2 separate regions of the Homo sapiens genome follow, and region 1 is linked to region 2. The links are chromatin contacts, found by Hi-C or POLR2A ChIA-PET in ENCODE. All regions are on one chromosome and are shown on one strand. Each heading gives the region's core, a stretch centred on a gene start or an enhancer-like site at or near the end of the contact. The rest is flanking DNA. Distances are from core to core; before and after follow the strand shown.

Region 1 (3,924 bases), core at 1,011-3,510, 2.0 Mb before region 2:
CTAAACAATCCTTGTCTCCTACTGCACTGTTCCCTTCAACAGGTCATATACCTCAGCCCCTCATGTAAAAAGATACAATATGTACACAAAATACATAAAAAGATACAAGCCAAATAAAAAGCAATTTGATGACTATTATTTCTCAAATATAATTGAGGTAGTTAACTTCAAACATTATCAGTCTTAATACACCTTTCCCATAATATAATTACTTCACCGATCTAAAAATGTTTTATGATATCAAATTAAAATGTCTTAGGCAACTGCCATGTGCAGGAAGTTCATTATAGTTTCAATAATGTGGTACTGCTGTAAACTTCCAGGTTAAAAGTAATCATCCTTACATGACTGAAAGTTTAATCAGATACATATAAGTTACACATAACAAGAACAAAACTATAACACTAGGAAATGTTACTTTGTGCTTCAAATTATTTATTGGTAAAGAAAGCATTAAGTCAGTAAAAGCAGCATCTAAGAATAGAGAATCTCCTTATTTTCAATTTTCTCATTTGTAAAATAAGGAGTTACAGAAATACAATCTTTGGAAAAGGCCCAATATGTAGCAAGATAAAAGTATAAAAGTAAAGTGTTTCAAAGAGAGTTGGGGACCAAGCTATGCTAAATTCCCAAGTGCTCTGGAACCCTAAGTCTCAGCAGAGTAGTGTTTCAACAAATCCCTCCACTTTTCGGAGCGCAACACATGTAAAGTGGTTGTGTTTAAAACCCCAACGTGCAAGTTTGAAAAGACTGTTTTACAAAACAATTGTTAAAATGTCTAATTTCTCTCAATAATGTCAAAATCATTTCCTTTGAGAAAATGATACCTATCTCTCATACTCTTCCAACCACTTCTTAAAACACATTCAGCTCATTATTCCAATGAGCAGGAAACTTGCGGGGAGGTGGGGCTAGCACACAGATCCCATGGCTTGGACAACTGAAGCATGACTTTTGTGGATTTGTACCATGTGGTGTTTCAGGAGAGAAGAAAAATACCTCAGGTGATGAAATTTTCAAAACGTATCTAAAACTGCAGTTGGTAGAAGGCTCTCCACAGCCAGCTGTCTTTCAAGAAAAGGCTCCAAGTTTATTTAAAATCTACAAGCAGAACAGAACCATACCTCAACCAAGCTCTAACATCAAGAAGTTTTACCCGATTTACGTAGTTAAAAGGATAAGAAATCGGAATTTACTTCAATGGATTTGTTCGATGCCTTAATAATGAATGAACTAGAGGCATCACTCACTGACTTGAGTTCTGAAGGAGTCTCTCAGCCCTGCCCCCTGTAAAACCTTAAGCAATTTCTACAGAATTAGGTTTTTCGAGGCTAAGCCCGGTTCAAAGGAAGTCTCCCCGCCTCCCTCCCAGGGGCTGAAGCCCAGGACAGCCGGGGCGGCGCGCCCGAGCGGGTGGGGGCGCGGGGACGCCCCCTCCCCGCTCGGGAAAAGTTCTGCAGGCCGCTCTCCGGCCAGGCCGGCCTGCGGCCGTCGCCTGCTTCGCCGCCACAAACACCCATCTCGGCCGCGGACGGCCAGAGGGTCGCGCCCCCTCCCCGCGCCACCGCAACTAACACCCCGCCCCCGCCTCCCCGCCACCGCCCTCGCCGAGCGTTAACCCCTCGCCGTCCGCCGCCCGGCTCGGGGGAGGAGGCCGGCCAGGGGGTGGAGTTGTCGCGTCTCCTCCCGGGAGCGCCCGGGCAGACGCCCGGCTTGTTTACAGGCCCCAGGCCTGCCCGCCGCCGCCGCCGCGCAGGCCCGCACCGCCCGCCAGCCCGCCGTCGGCCCGAGCGCCGCACTTACCCGGAGCAGCCGCAGGCGGGCAGGTCCCTGGTCGGCCGAGGCGGCGGCGGCGGCAGCCGGGGAGGGGGTCACCGCGGCGGCGACGGCGGCAGCCGGGGGAGGGGTCACCGCTGCAGCGGCGGGCCAGGTCAGGCTGGGGAAGGGGCGGAGGAGGGGAGGAGCCGGGCTGCGTCCGGGCCCCCGGCTGTCGGCGCCCTCGCGGCTCAGATCATCCGGGCGTTGGAGAGGGAGGCAGAGAGCGGGTCCCGGAGAAGGAGGAGGAAGAGCCGAGGACTCATCGCTTTCGCGCCTCAGCTGTCTAGAGTCCCCCCACCCCCCCCTCCCCAACCACCCGTTCCGGAGCAACAGCCGCCTGAGGACCCGAAGCTGCGGGCCGGACGAGCGCCGAGACCACTGCTCTCTAGCTCCCGCGCGCGCTCCCGTCCCTAGCGCCGCCACCGCCGCCGCCGCCGCCTCTAGCGCGGCCCCGCGCAGGCGCGCTCACGACCGCGTCGCCCCTCCCCCACCCCTCCGCTCGCCCCGCCCCGCTGGCTCCGCCGCCGCTACAGCTGCGGCGCGGCGCGCAGCTACAGAGACCCGGATGTCGTTGGGCAGGAACTGCGGTGAGGGCTGGCGGGCGGGGGAGGGGCCGCCACAGATGACGTCACTGCCTTACCCAGCTTCTTTCTCTGCCGCTGCTGCTGCCGCCGCCTTTGCCTTACGGCCTGGAGCACCAGGCCGAAGCCGAAGGGAGCGTCCGGATCCCGGATAGCAGCCAGGACCCGGGCCTTCACGTTCCGGCGCCAGGGACTGGACAGAATGTGCGGCTATTAGGTGCCCAGTAGATCGACAGCCCCTCCGTGCCGGCCCTTGGCCAAGTAGGGACTCGGAAGCTACCCCTACGGCGTCCGCGCCCGGAGCCCTGGCTCTTCTACCTGCCTGCAGATACAAACCCCACTCCCTGCGAAGATGGTGTACACGCAGCCCCGAGCACAGACCCGAAGCTGTCCACCCTTCTTGGGCGCCGTCGCGGTCTGGCCGCTGCCCTTCGAACCCATGGTGGGTCCCAGGCAGCTGCCAGACCCCCCTACCCCAGAGTCCCACTCCTCCAGAGCCTTCCTCTCCCAGTGACCCCAGGAAGCCCAAGCAGGTGCCACGGCCACACACCTCGCGACCCAAAGGGCAGAGACACAAGCACGCTACCACCGCCCACCAATGTGCGAGTGCAACTGATTCACGCACGGGGCACATGCTCTGAGTTTCTGGCAGGTTTTCCCTCTATAGTTCAGGGGATTCCACATTGTATTTATTTGCACATGTTAGATAATCACGTGGTTCTGTCCCAGGGGACCTCCAACGACCTCCAATGAGGTAGGTTAAGGGAACAGGATTTTTCAAAATCAGGAGAATAATCAGAAACATAACAGCTGCTTCTATTAAGAGGTAGAGATGAGCTAAAGTTAATAGAAACTGCACGTGCCAGCGGCCAAAATCCAGTTTAGCTAGCTGGAAAACCCGACCCACGCTGCTTGCAGACGCCGGGGATAGAATGACAAACCCTAGGCAGCCAATGAATCGCAGCCTAGGAGCAGTACATCACCAGCACGGGTTCCCATTGGCTGGGGTGCCCTTCCCTCTCTTGTCAGCGGCTTAACCAGTTCACGAATTTGACCTACACCACATTCGCAGGAAAAGAAGTTAGAAGAAAAGTCCGTATTTTTAAAAGATGTTCTGATGCACACACAAACCAAAGACTTCATTGTAGAAGGCAGGTTCTTTTACTGGCCAAATTGAGTTCTGGCCAGTAAAAAAGGTAAATTTATGTTGAAGGCCTCTCTATTTTACTTGAGGAGCTCACTATAGCAATTTGCACCCTACTACTTTCTATCTCCTAAACCATTTTGTTGCCCCAACTCTTAGATCAAAAGCAACCTATTTATTCTTTCTGGCATTCAGCAAATATTTAGCTGCTGCTTTTAAAGTTGTAAAAAGCCATCTCTAATTTTCTCAACATGACTTTGGGGAAGGTTCTGTTTCCTTCACTTTTTTTTTTTTTTTTTTTTTTTTTTTTGAGACAGAGTCTCGCTCTTTCATCCAGGCTAGTACAGTGGCACAATCTCGGCTCACTGCAAGCTCCGCCTC
Region 2 (4,324 bases), core at 960-3,459:
TCAAGAAACAGAAATAAGGTCACTGTGTCCCAAGCACTGTAAGCAGCAGAAAGAAGAGTAAACTGTGTTAGTGAGGTAGCTGAGGGCCAGATTATGTTGTGTCTTCCAGGATGGAAAAAGGACTCTGTATTTTATTCTAAATGCAATGAGAAATTTAAGCAGGGGGAGTGGTATCATCTATATTTTTAAAAACATCATTCTGGCTTTATGCGGAAAATAAGCTGTAGAGAGAACAACAGAAGCAAAGATAAGGTGTTCCAAAGATAGCGGTAGTAGCTTAGACGAGAGAAGAGGTAGAAGGGAATATTTTTTGAGAGTAGAGTAAAATATAAAAATAATAAAAATAAACTTGCTAGGCCAGGCGTGATGGCTCATGCCTGTAATCCCAGCACTTTGGGAGGGTGAGGCGGGCTGATCACAAGGTCAAGAGATGGAGACCATCCTGGCCAACATGGTGAAACCTCATCTCTACGAAAAATACAAAAATTAGCTGGGCGTGGTGGTGCGCACCTGTAGTCCCAGCTCTTCGGGAGGCTGAGACAGGAGAATTGCTTGAACCTGGGAGGCACAGGTTGCAGTGAGCCAAGATCGTGCCACTGCACTCCAGCCTGGCAACAGAGCAAGACTCCGTCTCAAACAAAATAAAAATAAAAAAATAAACTTGCTAAAGCGTTGGTTCTGGGAGTAAAGTAAAAAAAGGAATTAAAGATGAATAACAGATTTTTTCATATGACCATTCACTGAGCTGAAGACTGTAGTAGATGCAAAATGGCAAGGTGAGGAGAAAACCCAGAGCTCTACTTTCACATGCAGTACGAAATGACTATTAAACGATCAAGTGAACAGACATGTCAAGCAGACAAACAAATATTCGTATCTGGAGTTCTTGGGAGAAATGAAGACAGAAGAAAAGCCTTCAGCAGTGGTACTTTCTGAGTCTGTTTCCTGATCTGTTAAACCCAGATCATTAACCCTACCATTGTTACTAAAATATCCCACATGGTTACATTATCAAGTATTCTTTAAAAGGTTTGTAGAATGAAATACTATTAATTCAAGGTAATATTAATATAATTGCAAAGTCAGTTTGCTACAAGATTTAATATTGAGCATTTACTTATCCAAGAAAAGTATGGCAGAACTTTAGCATTCATAACTGAATGGATTAAACCATTCCAGACATAAGTTGCCTATTATCAAATTTAGAACACCGGTACTTGAACTTAAGGCTGAGCATGAGAATCTTGTTAAGAAGTAGAAATTGAGGAACTGAGAAACTCATTATTCAATAACTCTAGTGCAAATAACCAATAAATCTTTTAGAAACTGTATTTTCTATATAGAGAAGTACATAAAAGGAGTAAACTGACTGCACATATGCAATACGTTTAACAAAGGAAAGCCAAACAAGTTAACAAGTCCCACTGCAAAATCCTCAACAGTCTATGAAAAGTCTGAAGCTGTTAAGTTCCTAAGTAACCATTTAAACGTTTACGGAATAAATGCCTACAAGCGCTGTTAGGTAATTTGTATAGGAAAAACGAGAAAGGAAAAACTGAAGGATTCATCAGATTGTTTTTCAGACCATTTTTATTAGTTCTGTTCCGACAGGATTTCCAGTGACTCTTAAACTGAGCGGTCAATGATCTGCACACTTAAAGACAGAGAAGGCCTGTGAATCAGCAGCACCCTAGGAACTGCAAACGCAGTCCACAAAAAGCACGATCTCCAGACCCCGGAATCCCAAATCTCACTGCCTCGGTGGTTCTCAAGAGAACACACTATTTCAAGCCCCACGAGTTTCCACTTTCGGTTTCCCTAAGTGGCTGAAGAAAGTGACTCAGCAATCCAAAGCGGCTCCAAACCTCACTGCGGCGACGCCAAGCCGGCTACACCTGCGCTGAAAAGCTTCAGGAGTCACGGTCACCTGAGACGCAGGCCTAGCATATAGGGGATAAAGACGACCGGTCTCCAAACAGCTGCAAATGGCCCACCCAGCCGAAGGCGGTCTCAGAGCACCCCGGGTCCGCGAACCCCATGTGGTCTGTCCGAGTTCCCTTCAACCCCAATCCTTAGGTTAAACTATTACACCGACAGACAGCGAACTCACCCCAGTGCCGATTGAGCTCATCGTGCTAAACCCAAAGGGACGCGTAGGGATTCCAGGCCCGGAGCGCTTCCCCTATACCACAGGATGCCGCAAACTAGTAACAGGCCCGCTCATTGGCTGAACTGCCAACCAATAACCTTTTTCTCTGTGGCTCGTTCCGCGGCTCCGGCCCCCAGGACGAGGAGTATTGTGGGAAAAAAGCGGGCCGCGAGAGGCTGGCGGCGCGCATGTGCAGAAGCAATGGAGGCGGGGTTGGGGAAAGCAAAGGCTCCTCCTTCGGTTCGCGTACTTTGAGCCGCTTGGCGTCGTGGTATCTGAGAAGCTGCTCTATTCCTTTCCTTGGAATTATTATTTATCTTTTATATTATTATTCTCTCCTCACTTTATTCTTTCTTTAAGCCAAAGGGAGAGATGCTGGTATACTCTCACAAAAAGTAGAAAAAGCAGTAGGCGCGAAGTAACCTGTCTTCCTCCGCGTCCCGACCCTGACCCAGAATCTTGATGGCATCCACTTCACCTCCTTGTGCTCAGGCTCTCGTGAAGTTTCACTTAAAGGGTATCGTCTTTGAATTCAGCTTAGAATTTTACGGAAGTATTAGTGCTCTTTCTATGAGTATAACGCTTTTTGGTAAGAGTTAAAGATAAGTCTGATTAAAGATATTTTTTGAGCGCTAGTATATTCCACGTGTTCAAGAAAAAGCCGTGAACAGAGCATACCCCCATTTCTAATGTAATTTCCATTCAGTGGGAATAAATAGGTAACAATAAATAAGCAAAATAGTAAGAAGAAAGAGTGCTTTAATAGACAATGGAGGTACTAACTTTAGGCAGTGTGCTCAGGGAATGACTTTCTGAGTGAGTGATATTTAAACTAAAATAGGGTAACAAAAGACAGTGGTTTAGGGAACAGTAAAAAACTTGGCTTGCGCTGGGAACTGTCACGTCAGAGTGACCTCTCATAATGATTAAGTGGGGAAGAATGACAGGAAGAGAACAAGTGCACAGGAGACCAAATCTTGAAGTGGTTTGAATTTTAATCCGATTGTAAATAGGGCATCAGCATTTTTTTTACTCCTAAATATTAATACGTCAGTGTGTATTTTCCCCCAACACAGGAACATTATTTCACAGAGACACAGTATTATTGTGAAAATCAGAAAATTACCAATACTATGATCTATCAACTTTATGCATTTTTTTTTTTTTTTTGGTAAATGGCCCAATAATGTCCTTCATAGCAAAAGAAAATCCAAGATCACACCTTGCATTCAGTTGTCATGTTTCCAATCTGCTTTAGTCTGGAAAATAGTTGCTTAGTATTTCTTCAGTTTTCATGGCATGAACACTTTTGAAGAATACAAACCATTTATTTTGTAGAATATTCCTTAATTTAGGTTTGATTTTTTTGTTATTTGATTCAAGTGATGCATTTATGGCAGGAATACTACAGAAATGACCTTGTATTCATTCATGTCAGAGCATTACATTAGAAGGGACATGATGTTAGTTGTTTTATTGCTGGTAATGTTAACTTTGATCACTTGCTGAAGATTTATCCCTGATAATGTTTCATTTTTCCCTTTGTAATTAGTATCTTGTGAGGAAATACTTTGAGAATATGTACACATCCTGTTTACGCCTCAACATTTCACTCATTAATTCTAATATCTGATGATTCTTATTTGAATTGATTATTACAATGGTTGCCAAATGGTGATTTTCTAATTCCATCATTCTTTTCACATTTATTATTGGTTTTCTACTGTGAGGTTATCAGGAGTTTTTAAAGCAAGAGAATTATATGATTTGATTTAAATCATTAAATGACCTCTTGTTTCTGTGTGAAGAATGATAGCTAAGGGAAAGAAGAGAGGCAGGGATACTAGTTGGAAAGTTATTGCACTTTTGTGAGCTAGCAGTAATGGAGAGTGATTTGGACTAAAGTGGTGGCAGTGGAGGTGGAAATATGTAGATGGATTTCAGATGTGTAGGGAGCTATGGTTTGAATGTCCCCTTCAAAACACGTGTTGAAATTTAATTGCCAATGTAATGGTATTGCGATGTGGGGCCTTTAAGAGGTGATTAGGTCATGAGGGCACTATGGATGAATGACATTTTCAGAATGGGTTAGTTATCTTGGAAGTGGGTTCCTAATAAAGGGGTGAGTTTCACTGGATTTCAGCTTTCTCTGTCTCACATATTCGCTTGCTCTTC

What was found. Hi-C counts contacts between places; a loop is a spot of excess contacts on that map. ChIA-PET counts read pairs that join two places held with the same protein, here RNA polymerase II (POLR2A). Pooled maps may share reads with other maps.
Region 1: a map of naive thymus-derived CD4-positive, alpha-beta T cell shows a loop between it and region 2 (20-fold over the local background). The contact joins the promoter of PPM1A here to the promoter of PSMA3 in region 2. A Hi-C loop is called at or near these places in 1 of 168 maps with a recorded cell type or tissue (naive thymus-derived CD4-positive, alpha-beta T cell), 1 of 37 single-sample maps with no recorded cell type and 9 of 50 pooled maps. POLR2A ChIA-PET finds 5 or more read pairs at or near these places in 1 of 52 experiments (CD4-positive, alpha-beta T cell).

The regions. Positions count from the first base shown.
Region 1 is chr14:60,247,557-60,251,480 of GRCh38, reverse strand. PPM1A (protein phosphatase, Mg2+/Mn2+ dependent 1A) reads right to left here and starts at 2,260. Exons shown (of 6, transcript NM_021003.5): 1 at 1,804-2,260. RefSeq lists silencers at 1,277-2,016, 2,217-2,316 and enhancers at 2,417-2,766, 2,827-2,876, 2,186-2,914, 3,457-3,706.
Region 2 is chr14:58,242,728-58,247,051 of GRCh38, reverse strand. PSMA3 (proteasome 20S subunit alpha 3) reads right to left here and starts at 2,209. Exons shown (of 11, transcript NM_002788.4): 1 at 2,111-2,209. The coding sequence starts at 2,131. RefSeq lists enhancers at 1,736-2,185, 1,300-2,197, 2,366-2,565, 2,606-2,655.